Regions from separate parts of the Homo sapiens genome. Here region 1 is linked to region 2. Evidence: chromatin loops called from intact Hi-C (ENCODE). Cell type or tissue: mammary epithelial cell. All regions are shown on one strand. Each heading gives the region's core, and the rest is flanking DNA. Links, peaks and the distances in the headings are about the cores only. Region 1 has its middle 71 kb from the start of LINC02622. Region 2 overlaps UNC5B (unc-5 netrin receptor B).

What was found. A loop is a pair of places that touch in the nucleus more often than their neighbours do. Peaks named below come from ENCODE experiments on the same cell type or tissue, not always from the same donor. Only the 100,000 strongest peaks of a DNase experiment are listed, where the experiment ranks them.
Region 1: it touches region 2 in a loop (10-fold over the local background); 3 of 110 quality-filtered maps call a loop at or near these places.

The regions. Positions count from the first base shown.
Region 1 is chr10:71,006,753-71,013,761 of GRCh38, forward strand. No RefSeq gene overlaps it. Among named protein-coding and RNA genes, the nearest start is that of LINC02622, 71 kb to the left of the region's middle. In mammary epithelial cell, for the core only: a CTCF peak has its summit at 4,151; no DNase peak of the experiment used is centred there.
Region 2 is chr10:71,281,533-71,288,541 of GRCh38, forward strand. It overlaps UNC5B (unc-5 netrin receptor B), which reads left to right. Exons shown (of 17, transcript NM_170744.5): 3 at 3,188-3,331; 4 at 3,794-3,897; 5 at 5,157-5,337; 6 at 6,066-6,233. Among named protein-coding and RNA genes, the nearest start is that of SLC29A3, 34 kb to the right of the region's middle. RefSeq lists enhancers at 3,436-3,937, 3,872-3,941, 3,938-4,437. In mammary epithelial cell, for the core only: a CTCF peak has its summit at 3,717 (motif pointing left); no DNase peak of the experiment used is centred there.

The DNA of each region.
Region 1 (7,009 bases), core at 1,086-6,085, 270 kb before region 2:
TATTCATTGAATCTCTCCAGGGTGGTTGGGAGCCTGTCTTTTAATTGTCTCATCTCTGTCTATCCCTTTATCGAGAAAGAGACTAAGAGGCAAGAACAATCAGTTATCTCATTATAGATCAAGGCCTAGAAAGGGGAACTCCTCAACTAGGGTCCTCCACCCCATGGAGGGAGGGGCTCGGTAGGGGGAGGAAGGGGCTCAGTCCTTCAGCCTCATGCCAAACTCATTCCTATCAGCGTGAAGAAGAGGTTTATCCATAGCATTGGTGGTCCAAATGGTACAGAGCTGGGGAGTGACATAGTTGGGGATAACTGGGGGGACAAAAGGGTGGTCAGAAGACACTAACGTTTGGGCCCCAAATCTCGGGCTTTTCACTGCTCTAGAAAGTGCAGAGAGCATAGAACTGGAATTCAGAGATTATCTTGTTATCTAACCATCCATCCATCTGTCCAACCACCCATTCATCCATCATCCATCTACCCATCCAACCATCCCTCCATCCACACATCCATCCATCTACACATCCATCCATCTGACCAACCATTCATCCACCCATTCATCCAGTGGGCCAGGAAGAAACTGACATTTGTCACGCATATCTTACTTTTCAAAGCAACTTTCTTTCTCTTATCTCATTGGATCTTCCCAGCTGTTTGGCCCCATTTGACAAATGGGAAAAATGGGACCCAGGGAGAAGCAGGGACTTGCTCAAGGACAGACAGAGCAGAGCGGTTTCCAGGATGGAGGCTCAGTATGAAACCTGCAGGTGGGATTGTGCACAAGGCCTAGACTGAAGGGCAAGTGGGGGCTGAAATCCAGTCCTTGCTGTGCCCACCAAGTGGTGGAGAGCTGTGCCTGCTCAGAGAAGAGGAGCCTTTTTCTTTGGCATGCTATCTTGGTAAGGTAGGACCCCAGCCCAGGGCCTGCGTTTTGGGATTCTCAGGGAGAAGCTATGCAGGCTATTGGCAGCCCTGAGCTGATCTTCAGCTCAAAGAGAGCCCCTGGAGAGGAGTAGGCAGGAGACTGGGCCAGGAGGGAGAGACCCCAGGCTCTATGGCACCACGGCTCAGCCAGCCCAGGGATGGCAAAGTGTCTCCCTCCCGCCAGGCCAGCCACCAACCGCATGCCAAGTGGGTTGTCTGCACTGGGTCTTCCAGTTGGTGACTCTTTAGAGTCATATGCTCTCGGGGGAGTACCAGCTATTTGGATTACTCTCTAGTTGGCAATTTTCTTTTTGGTGCTTGTGTTTTGTTTTGACCTGCTGTTAAATCAACTTTATTGAAGTAAAATTTAAATACAACAAAATGCACCCATAAAAATGTACAGTTCTGTGGGGTTTGACAAATGTGTACACTCATGTAACCAGCACCACAGTCAGGATATAGAACATTTCTATTACAGCCCTTTGCAGTCATGCCTCCACCCGATGTGAACCCAGAGAGCAACCTCTGGTCTCCGTCCTGTTACTAGTGACTCTCTAGATTTCTAGGATTTCACAGAAATGAAAGCATACGGTATGTACTCTATCGTGTCTGGGTTCTTTTGCTTCACATCATATTTTTGAGATTGATCCACGTCGTTTCCTGTGTCAGCAGTTTCGTAGCATCCCACTGCATACTGCAATCTATTTCTCCCTTCACCTGCGTGGACATTTGGGTTGTTTCTAGGGTTTGGCGATTTGTGTACAAGTCTTTGTGTAGACATATGTTTTCTTTTCTCTTGGCTAATATCTAGGAGTGGAATTGCTGGGTAAAGGACAGTCCTATGTTTAGACTTATTAGAAGCTGTCGCGCCTTTTCCCAAGTGGTTGGGTCATCTTATGCTGTCACCAGCAATGAGCGAGAGTTCCAGTTGACCCACATCCTCATCAACCTAGTGTATGGGCCATTCTAATGTATGTATATTGAGATTTCGTTGTCGTTTTCATTTGGGAGCCTATTTTGGGGACCCACCCCTTGCCTTGACTGCCCTGACCTCATGACTGTGAGATCTTCTGGGACACGGATTGACTCACCAGTGTCACCTGAGGGCCCACCAGTGTTGGGGAAAAGTGGCCAGAGGCAGAGCTAGGGTGTTTTTGGAAAGAGAGAGGGATCTTTCTGAGCCTCAGTTTCCTCATCTGGCAAATGGGCACCATCCTTGACCTGCCTGGTCCATAGGGCAGGTTTGCATTAAAAATTGAATGAGCTGACAAGTAATGGAATTGCTTTCAGGACATTCAGCACTGGGACTAGTGGGGGCCCATGACAACCCACACCGGCTCCTATTTGCTCTATCTTCAGCCCCAAGAAATGCTTATTGTCATGTCTAGTGTGCAAATGTGGGGACTGGGTCTCAGCCAGGCCAAGTGACACCAGGTCCATGTGGCTCCAAAGCCTGTGCTCGTCACTTCAGTATGAACCACACTGCTGCAAAGTCACCCAGGCTGGGACAGAGCCTGATTGTCGTCACGGTCACAGACGAACATCAGCCAGGATGTGCACACGCCCAGGCTCCTGCCGCTATTCCGGCAGCTCTTCCGGATGCTCCGGTCCCTGGGGCTTGAACACCGCGTCTGTTGCTCCATTATCCTAAGCGGCCTCCCCGGATCCCATTACTTCACTGCTGTTATTATTTATTCATCGATGGAGCCCTCAGCTTGTGGATGGGCACTTACCTTGATGGCCCTGACAAGGGGTCAGGGGCCCCACTCAGAGCCTATTAATCACTAGCCACGCCGGCAGGGAGTTTGTGTCCCCTGAGAGAGGGGAGATCATGTTGCAGACACAGAAGTCCTGTTGGCTTGTCCATTTTCTCATGGAGGAATCCACTGCCTGGTGTTTTAGAGCTAGATGAGCTGCACGGACAGGGAAACTGAGGCTAAGAGAGGGTAGGGCCTTCCCCAAGGTCCCACATCTCATCCATTCGCTATCTGGAATTCTCTCCATACATAAACACACAATGATAACTCCATTTATAGGGGCATCACTTTACAATTTGTGTCTATTTTCCTATTTGATGGTCATAACAACCCCTCGAGACCAATAAGGGCTTTTAATCAGCTAGCTAGCTAGAGCTAGATGATATAGAAACTGAAACTCAGAAATTAAGTGACCTGCTGAATGCCAGGGTGCTGATAAATCACAAAGTGGGGAGCAGGACCCGGGTGTCCCTGCCCCAGTCCAGTGCTCTGGCTTCGGCCAGGAAATGTGGGATGTGGACCCGGGTCCTTCTCGTTCCTGCTGATTCTCTTTGAACAAAAGGAGTCTCTGGTTGGCTGGGATAGAAACTGAGGATGCAACCCAGCTGGAAGGGGGCAGAAAAGGGAAAGTGACTGGGGAGTCCCTGGGTACCAGTTACCTTGCTTTAAAGGCAGCTCACGGTCATGAGAAGAAAACTACCTGCAGAAGCCAGCACCCACTGTGCCCTTCCCATATGCCACAGGCAACTTTACAAGCTCCTGAAAACAACCCCAGGAAGCAGTCGCCATTATTATCAGTCCCATTTTACAGATGAGGTAACTGAGGTTATGACTGGCCCAAATCAGTTCCTAAGAAGTAGAGTTAGGATCCAACACCAGGCAGTCAGAGTCTGGAGCTTGAACCCTTAGCCACCACCCTAGCCTACCAGAGTGAGTTTAGGGGGTTGGCAGGAGAAAGAAGCAGAGGTGCAGTTGCTTGAGCAGACCAAGTCCCCATGGGGCCAGGGATCAGCATCTCTTGGAAGAAGTGGGCCTGAGCAGGACTTCCAGGACCTTCAGAGACACAGTGCAGGCCATGAAACCAGCTCCTACTCTGGAGCCAGAACCAGCATTGTCCTTGCTGTTTCCTTGCTGTGTGAGCTTGGGTGAATCACTTTACCTCTTGGAGCCTCAGGTTCCTTCCCAGACAACTGGGGCCAATAATGGCCACTTCCCGATACCGTGAAGATGAAATGAGACTAAATGCCAGCTTGAGAGCCATGGGAGAGACAGGGAAGGGGGGCTTCCATCTCAGGCCATGGTCCTCACCCAGGGGTCCTTGTCCTCTTTGCCCTCCCAGCTCCTTCAGTGTTGAGGGCCTGGGCCCCGGCTGGGCTCAGTGGCTTCCTGAGGGATAGAACAGGGAGCTGGTGGTGCGTTTGGGTTATTTTTCCTGGAAGGAGTTATTTTCTGCTGATCTAGGTCAGCCCAGCCAGAGGGCAGTGTGAGTTGCTGTATTAGTCCATTTTCACACAGCTGTAAAGAATACCTGAGACTGGGTACTTTATAAAGGAAAAAGGTTTAATTAACTCATAGTCTGCATGACTGGGGAGGCCTCAGGAAACTTGCAATCATGGCAGAAGGCAAAGGGGAAGCAAGGCACGTCTTCTCATGGCCCCAGGAGAGAGAACAGTGAGGGGAAACGCCAAAAACTTTTAAAACATCGGATCTCATGAGCACTCACTCACCATCACAAGAACAGCATGGGGGAAACCGTCCCCATTATCCAATCACCTCCCACAAGGTCCCTCCCTCCACACTTGGGGATTACAGTTCCAGATGAGATTTGGCTGGAGACAAACCATATCAATTGCCTTTCAGTCTAGCTGCAAAAAAGCAGGTGGCCCAACTTGTTGCAGGGTGAAGAACCCAAGAAACCAACCTGGGTTTGCGGCTGGAGAGGGGCTAGCTTAAAACTTTGTATCCTGGCTCCTGGTTGCCCAGAGTGGGGAGGTCTTGATAAGGACCTTGAGATAATGGTCTGGAAGTTGAGAACAGAGCCACTGGGGCTCCTGGCTCCTTGCAGATCCAATCTAAGGGCTGTGGCACCAGGCTGCGTGCTCTGGATGAGTCCCTTCCCCTCTCTGGGCCTTAGACGTGATTGTTGTCATGGTGAGAACTGGGGAGGGTGTGGGAGGATGGAGATGTGCACATAGCAGGTCCTCAGGAACTCAGCTGATGATGAAGCTGCCCCAGCTCGGGGTGAAGGCTGCGGTGCCCTGTTTCCTTGACCTTAGCCATGGGCAGGTGGGCCAGTACCTCAGGTCACTGTCAGGGACTCTGGGAGATCCTGGCCCTGCCTCATCCTGGCACTGAGGCCTGCAGTGATTTCCTCACTCATTCTTACAAAAGATCTCCAGAGGTCTCAGGACTGCACTAGCTCATGGTGACTTTGTTTTTATCTGTCATTGTCTTCTGAGTGATTCCTTTGCCCCATCCTATGTTCCCCCAGTTAGAGTGTGAGCTCCCTGGGTCAAGAGGGGAAACAGAGGCTGGGTGTCCTGTCCCCCAAGTCCCAGTCCCAACCTCTCCCCTCGGCAGCTGTGTGATATGAGTAAGCTGATTAACCTCTCTGAGTCTCAGTTCTAGCCACAAGATGGGGATAAGGCCTGCTTTGCCTTCTTCTCTGGGCTCAAGTACACTAAAGAGAACTGAGACCAACCTTACCTGGAGCCCCTCAGCTGGGCCCAGTTCGGGAAACAGGTGAGCTGGGTGCAGCTCCCGGCCTCAAGGGACTTGCACTTCTTGCCGGGGAAGATGGAGCCACACTCTCGATGGGGGCTGTGGAGAGCCCTGAGGTTGGGGGAGAGTTTTCTAAGTGGGGGTATCAGGGAAGGCTTCCTGGAAGAACCATGGGCAGGACAGGTGGGCAAGGCCATGGTCAGGTGTGTGCAGGGCTATCAGGGATGCAAACCGGAACCGCAGCATACAGAGTGTGCCAGCACTGGGCCTACACAATGTTACCCCAGACCAGCAAGCAGTCCACAATGCAGCCTTGGCTCCACCCTCCTGGAGTGCACAGTGTGGTGGGGGAGACTGACTCTAATCACAAACTCACCAAGCAATGATAAGCTTTACTGGGGATGGGGGTGGCGTGGGGAGAAGGAAAGTGCTGTTTTTAAGGGAACAGCAATTATCTCCTGAATGTTTCCTATGTGCCAGTCACTTTGTGCACATTACCTTGGTTCATCCTGACTCAGGTGGACATTGTCAGTGTCCCACAGGAAACCGAGGACCAGAGAGATAAAGTAACTTGCCCAAGTTTGCACAGCAGGCAGGCAGCAGAGCTGGGCTTGAACCCAGGCCATCTGGCTCCAGAATATCACCTTACTGTAACCACGGAATGACCCTGCCTCCTCATGTGCCCACCACAGTCTGCCCTCTCTGGTATATCTTGTTCTCTCCCTGCCCCCTCTTCTTACCACCAGGATGCTGCAGCAGAACAGAGTTTGTTCTTGAGCAGTGCAGGGCAGAAGCAGCATGTTTGCAGGTGTTGCTGCAGACCTTTGCTAGATGGCACCTCTCCCTCTCCCCAGACTCCAGGAAGAGCCTCAGCGCCTGGCAGGGAGGGGGAGAGGAGAGTGAAAGGACCAGAAAAAGCACTGAGGATTGGTAGGCCCCCAAGGAGGTACGCCTGTCACTGTTTCCCTTCCTCCCCCACCCCCACCCACTTGGGGACTTTCAGGACAGAGAGAATCTGCATCCGCCCCTCCCCTGTTCACCCTACCTGGTGGGGTCCCCCAAGTTTCCCTGTGCCCAGCATCACATGGGAGCAGAAGAAATGGGAGCAGCATGGGTCGTAGCAGGGGACTCAGGTCAGGCTGGTAATGATGCAGTAGGGGCTGTGGGTGCAGAGATGGGACAGGAACAAGGATGTGCACCTGTGCTAGAAGAGCCGGTTCAAGGATGCCAGGGAGCAGCCAACACTGAGGCGTGGGAGGCTCAGCACACGAAATGCCAGGGAAAGCAGGAGGACCCTGAATGGCTTTCGATTACATTCCTGCCTCCTGGCAGAATGGGCACTTATAGTAGAACTTAAGTTCAGTGACACAAAAATACAGCCACTTTTTTCATGCCCTGATTTCAGCAACTCAGAATCACCATGAAGGAGACTTATGGGGCGCCACGAATCTGACCTCAGTGGGGAAGTCAGGGAAGGCTTCCTGTAAGAAATGATGATTGGCCTGAGTTCTGAAGGAAGAGTAGGAAATAAGAGGGTGGAAAGAATATTATAGACAGGAGGAACAGCATGTGCAAAGGCCCTATGGCAGGCAGAGCTTGATGGGAGAA
Region 2 (7,009 bases), core at 1,014-6,013:
GATTTCACCGTGTTAGCCAGGATGGTCTCAATCTCCTGACCTCGTGATCCCCCGGCCTTGGCCTCCCAAAGTGCTGGGATTACAGGCGTGAGCCACCACACCCAGCTAGAAAAAGGAATTTTTAAGGGGAAACAAAACAACACATATTTTCCAGCTGCCCCCACTCTTTTTCTGAGTGACCCTGGGGAAGTCACTCAACCTCTCTGAGCCCCAGTTCTTCTCTTCGTAAACTGGGAAGTTGACTGAAGGTCCTGGTGAGGGTAGAGCCAGGTGGCGTACACATAGCACAGAACAGCATGCCAGGGCCCAGCAGGCAGTCGATAAACACCTGCTTCCTCTGTCCTCTTTCCGGGCTTTCCTTGGCCTCTTTCTCTCAAACGGTCCTTACCTCTCTGCCCACTGAGCCCCTCTGGCCTGTATCAGAGGTCAGCCATCGGGGTCCAGGCAAGGCGAGGGAACAGTGTGCCTGCTGGGGCCCCTCACAGGCCGTTAGCATAGTAATAATAACCCTGTGATTATTACTAATAGTAACAGCATGGCCCTTACCAAAACCCTGCCACCAGGCACACAGGCCCTGCCAGCCCTAGAAATTGGGGCACTGTTGTCCCCATTAGCTGCAAATAATGGGCAGAGCTTCCTTGGCAGTGGTGGGGCCTGATTCCACTTCAGCCTCCTACTCTCTAGCCTTGGTCTGAGGCCTGAAAACACAGAAGAGGACAGCTGGGGGCCAGGAGAGGCAGAACAGCCCCCCACCAGCTTATGCCAGATTGGGGCAGGCAGCCCAACCCTGGGTGTCCTGGGCCAGGCATTGCCATGCTTGGGAGGGCAGTCTGATGCTGGGCCTCAAGCCTGGGAGACCGAAGGTCCCTGTCCTATGCTCCCTGCATCTCTGCTTGCTGGTGATCATGGATGAGGTGTCACGCCTCCTCCCTGGTGGTTGTTTCCTTCTATCCAGCTATTGGTGCTGCTGAAACCTTCTTGCATGGATGACCCCCTTAAAAGGGCACACTCTTACAGGTTCACAGTCTGGTAAGCAAGGGGCAGGGGCTGTGCTCCCTGGGTCATGCATCATTGACTGTGGAGCCAGCCTGTGGGCAGCCATGGCAGGCAGGCACTGTCACCCACCCCTGAAGCAGCCTCTTCCCTGGATGGCATACCCCTAGCCACCTCCCATTTACATCCTTGGCCATCAGGACGGGGCTGTCCCCCATCTGGACTCCCTGCACAAGGACCCCACCCTCCTCAACAATAGGAGAGTTACAGCAATGACTTCATCAGGAGAGGTCCAGAGAGGAGTTGTGGGGCCGGGCGCAGTGGCTCATGCCTGTAATCCCAGCACTTTGGGAGGCCGAGGCGGGCAATTCACGAGGTCAGGAGATCGAGACCATCCTGGCTAACACAGTGAAACTGTGTCTCTACAAAAAAATACAAAAAAAAATTAGCCAGGCGTGGTGGCAGGCGCCTGTAGTCCCAGCTACTCGGGAGGCTGAAGCAGGAGAATTGTGTGAACCCAGGAGGCGGAGGTTGCAGTGAGCCGAGATTGCGCCGCTGCACTCCAGCCTGGGCAACAGAGCGAGACTCCGTCTCAAAAAAAAAAAGAGAGGAGTTGTGGGTGAGGGGACCAAGCTCTAACCTGGGAAAGACACCAGGGAGCTGACCTCTGCTCTGCAACAGCTTGCTAGGGGACTTGGTGCCTGCCACCTACCCTCTCTGAGCCTCAGTTTCTTCAAAGGTAACAGAAGAAGCTGGTTGAGATCCAGATGACCTGCCAGAGTATATTTGTGTCTGGCCCGGGCTGGGCGCTGTGGCGGAGTAGTCACCATAACTTGTCTAGAGTTTACCTTGAGAGTTTACTATGATGAGGGATCTGAGGCTCAGAGAGACTGAGTAACTTCACAAAGGTCACCCAGCTGGGGTTTGAGGGTGGGGCCAGGACACAAACCTGTCCAGCCATCCAACCCTGTCCTTACCCACCATGCCACCGGCTGTGCGTACCTTAACAATCCATGGTGCAATGAGAGGATGAGATAGGACACATCGTGGCAGGGAGGAGCAGCTTTAGAAATTCTGAGACACAAGGCAGTCAGGGAGGCTTCCTGGAGGAGGAAGAGGGCTCTGTAACCTTTGGGGAGGAACTTCAGATGAATGTCCCCTTTCCTGGCAGGTTCCCCCCTTTCCTGAGCATGGAGGGCTTCGTTGAGGGATGGTTAACAGAAAACCGAGTGACCCCCTTGTGTAGGCCGGTAGGTCCTGTTATGTAGGGAGTTTCCCAGGCCCTGACCGGGGAGCCATTGAGAGATCAGGGGCTCCCTGGGAGAGGGACTTCCTCAGCTCCAGGCCCACAGGGCCTGAGTAGTGACCAGGGAGAGCAGGCATCCCACCTCTGCACGTGCTGAGCCCCCTTTCTGTGCCAAGCCCTGGGCCACAGCAGCAAGCAGGACAAAGCCCCATCTTGTTCTCCTGCAGGAGACAGACATTTAACACATGAATGCGTCCATAAATAATCTGAGTCCAGCTAATGGTGGGTGCTGGGAGGAGACGAAGCTGGGTAGGGGAGTGACTGCTGCATAGACGAACTTCCGGGCACAGTGGTGGGAGTGCCGAGCAGTGCTGGGAGAGCTGTCGGGGAGGCGCAGGGTGGAGGGGGCTTTCCTCGGGAAGTGAGGCTGATCCGAAATCTGGCAGGGACTGGGAGGCCACCAGGCCCAGAGGAGACAGAAGATTCCAGGCAGGGGACTGATGTGCAAGGGCCCCGTGGCTGCAGAGCCAGGGAACATGAGGGCCTGGAAGACACCCGGTGAGGCTGCAGTGGGATGGGGATGGTGGATGCACAGTGCAGCTCAGAGCCACTCCTGGGGATGACCCTACCCGCCTGCAGGCCACTGAGACCCCGCATGAAGGGTCTCATAACGGGGGGAATGACACACCACTTGTGCATTTTGGAGATGACACTAGCTGCCAGGTAGAAGATGCATTGGTGGGGCAGAGGGCTTGTGTTAGCCACTGCAATGTGCAGGTGAGTGGCCATGAAGCTTGAGCCAGGGTGGAGACAGGAGACAAGAGGAATGGAGGGAAAGGCACTTGGGCAAGAGTGCCAGCAGGATCCGAGGTGGAAGGCCGGGGGTGTCCTGTGCCTCACATCCTTGCTTTGCCCCTGCCCCCTGACGGCTCTCTCTTCTCCTCCCAGGCCTGCGGGTGCGCGAGGTGCAGATCGAGGTGTCGCGGCAGCAGGTGGAGGAGCTCTTTGGGCTGGAGGATTACTGGTGCCAGTGCGTGGCCTGGAGCTCCGCGGGCACCACCAAGAGTCGCCGAGCCTACGTCCGCATCGCCTGTACGCCACCCTGACCCCCACCCTGTCCCTGCAGGAACCTTCCCCATCCCTGAGGATGCTGGAGAGGGAACTTCACATCTGTGGGGCCTCCTCCAGCATCCCTGGCTGAGGATGCCCACGGCAGAGACATCCCAGCACATGGATGCCAGCTCAGAGAGGGCTCCTAGACCCAGAACCTAGGCCTCTTTTCATCTACTTCTGTATAAAAGAAGCTGGCAGCTTCCTCCCCCATCCTGAGCCACTATATGCTTAGGATCCCAGAGTCAGGGAGGGAACCCTGTTCCCCCAAGTCTGCCTAGTGAGACCCCTCCTTTGGAGAAGAGGAAATTTCCCAGGCAAAGGCCAGGTGGGCCCATCAACAGTACCCTGGGTCTGCACTGCCACCCAGTGGCTACAGTGTAGCACATCAGGTTCTGATCCTGCCCGCACCTGACTGCCTTGGGACCCTCTCGCTTCTCCCAGACCTGCGCAAGAACTTCGATCAGGAGCCTCTGGGCAAGGAGGTGCCCCTGGACCATGAGGTTCTCCTGCAGTGCCGCCCGCCGGAGGGGGTGCCTGTGGCCGAGGTGAGCGGGGACGTAGGGACCACTGAGCACGGCCCTGTGGCCATGCCTGCAGAAGCCAGGCAGGCATGGTATTTACCACCAGCCATGGTGCTAGTCTCCCAGAGCCCTGCCCCTTTCGCAGATGAGATCGAGGCTTAGCACAGAGAAGAGAACTGTTACCTCTGTCGAACGCAGCAATGCCAGATCCCAGCTGGGTCTGCCACAGGCATAACCCCACGGGATGGGGTGGCTAAGGCAGAAATCCCCAGAACTCAGGGGCTCCTTAGGTAGACCTCCAGCTCAGTCTCTATCTCCTGCCCCACCCAGAACCCAAGGCCCCAGCTTTCTGGATGCGAAAGGATCCCATCATGCGTGTGTGTGAGTGTGTTCTCCCCCACGAGCTGATCACCCCTTCCTGAAACCACAGTCTTTGGATTGCTGTCCTCTCTCGCCATCCTTACCTATGTTCCAGACATACTCCCTGCACTGGTGGTCCAGGGATTAGAGCTGCATCTCAGCTTTGCCCAGCAGAGTGGACGGCTGGGGCAGTCAGGACCCTGACTTCCAGCCTGGGATCAGCCCTCTCTGATCCCAAAACCATGCACTCATCATTCAGCCTCTCCCAGCCCAAACCCTCCTCTGCGTAGTGGGCTCAGACAAATACCCCTGGCCCATATATGCTAGGCACTTAGCACGCTGGTCTCTGCAACAACCCTGCAAAGTGGATGTTACCATTCCATCCCACAGCAAGGAAGCAGGGCTGGGAGGGGCCCAGTGGCCACCTAGGGTGAGGCAGCTGGTGAGTGGCAGAGCTGGGGTTTGGACCCAGGTCTGCCAGACCCGGGGACCTTCTTCGTATCACCTCCCAGGCTTTTCTTCCTGGCTAGCAGAGCTGGGAGGAGTTAATGATGAAGACAGATACTCCTGGCTAGCACCTATTTAGTTAGTTTAACTCAACTTCCTCTGAGCATTGTTCTCGGCACCTTACACATGCTAACTCATGTAATCCTCGCGATGGATCCCTATGGGGTAGGTGCTATTCAATTCCATCTTGCAGTTGATGAAATTGAGTCCCTGAGTGGTAAGTCCCCTCCCAAGACCACCCAGCTGGCAAATGGTGCTCTTAACCCCAGAGCTGTACAGTGTCCAGTGCTATAGTCCCACCAAGGCCCTGCCTCACTGCCACGACTATGGCGTGGACCCAGGTAGAACTGCCCTTCTTCTGTTTATGATCAAACCTGTCCTGGGCCCTCACTGCCCCCTCACCCCCACTCTTGCAGGTGGAATGGCTCAAGAATGAGGATGTCATCGACCCCACCCAGGACACCAACTTCCTGCTCACCATCGACCACAACCTCATCATCCGCCAGGCCCGCCTGTCGGACACTGCCAACTATACCTGCGTGGCCAAGAACATCGTGGCCAAACGCCGGAGCACCACTGCCACCGTCATCGTCTACGGTGCGGGCCTTTCGGAGTGGGAGGGGCAGACACGGCCAAGGGAGGGAGGAGAGAGCCTGGGGGTAGGGGGGACCCCTGGATTGGTAGGGAGGATGCAGCCCAGAGAGGGGAAGTGAATTGACCAAGATCACAACACAGCAGAATTCATGGCCAAGTTGGGCATTCCTGGGTTCCCAGCCAGGAACACTCCCCAGTTCTCAAGATGCCTTGCCTAACTCTGAAGGAGTTCTCCAAGTCTGGGGGCTGAGGCAGGGCCCAGTCAGTATGTCCAGAAGGCTGTTGTCCTGGTAGAGTTAAGGACCATTGCCCAGGCTTGTGAGCTATTCTCTGCTGCCCCCTTGGGCCCTATGGGTGGGAGGAGTGGAGCCACAGCTGAGGTGACTTGACAGAGTTTTAGAAAGAACCTTGTGCTAGGTTCCAGCTGCAGGCAGTCCCAGGCCCCCATCACTCCCAGGGTGACCCTGGGGAAGTGGCAGCCCTTTCTGGACCTTCTTTGCCGTCTTACAATGAGGTGGGGCATAGACAGTGACTTCCCGGATCCCCTCTGGTGCTGACGGTTACAGCCCAGCTCTATCTGCCAGTTCTGAGTCCCTACACTGTAGGCAAAAGGGGTCTCACTAGGAAGGCCAGGCTTCAGCAGAGGGGCCTCGTCAGGGTGAGGGACGGGTTTGGGGGAGGGCAGAGGGTTCCAGAGCCAAGCCATCCAGTTGACAGCTGCCGCCTTGCAGTGAATGGCGGCTGGTCCAGCTGGGCAGAGTGGTCACCCTGCTCCAACCGCTGTGGCCGAGGCTGGCAGAAGCGCACCCGGACCTGCACCAACCCCGCTCCACTCAACGGAGGGGCCTTCTGCGAGGGCCAGGCATTCCAGAAGACCGCCTGCACCACCATCTGCCCAGGTAAGGAGCCTTGTCCATGTCCAGCCCCACCCCGAACCCTGTCCCACCTTCTGTTTTGTGTGCCAGAGCCGGGACAGCCATTCTCTCCCCAGCATGGGGAGCAGAAGGTGCTTGTCCCGAGCCCACAGCCGGCTGCCCAGGCTGACTAGATGCTCTGATCTCTGACCCCTTATTCTGCCCTGGGCTGCTGGTGAGATGGAGGCAGAGGCTTTGAGGGTTAGCCCCTTCTCCCTGACCCTCTAGCCTGGGCTCTTCTGCCCTCCAAGCTGAGGGTTCTCAGTGTCAGCATGTCAGCCCCAGGCCAAGGTTTCAGAGCTCCCCGGCCTCAGGGACAGCCTGTTGCTCCTGACTGTTAAGACACACCGTGGCCACAGACCCTATTCATACTGACAGTCCTCCTATTCCTCTCATCCTCTGTGCAGCCCCTCTGCTCCCCTACCCCCGCACATGTGCTGTGTTCTCTCCCTTGGGTTGTATGTTTGTGCCTACGCTGTTTTTCTTTACCCTGGGTTTGTGTCTGTGTGTGTAAATCGTGCACTGGGCTATATCGTGTTGATGACCTTATACATCTATCTGTACCCTCTTTGTCCACCTGCCAGGTGCATCTGGCTGTTCATTGGCATGGGGTTATGTGGATATCATGTGGATTTCTCTGTGTGGCACACATGTGTTCTGGGTTCCTCATTTCCTTCCATGGTGTGTATGCATGCATGTGTGTTGGCACATTGCTCTGTTCTGCACACATAACTATGTGTGCACATGTCTCTGCGTGCACA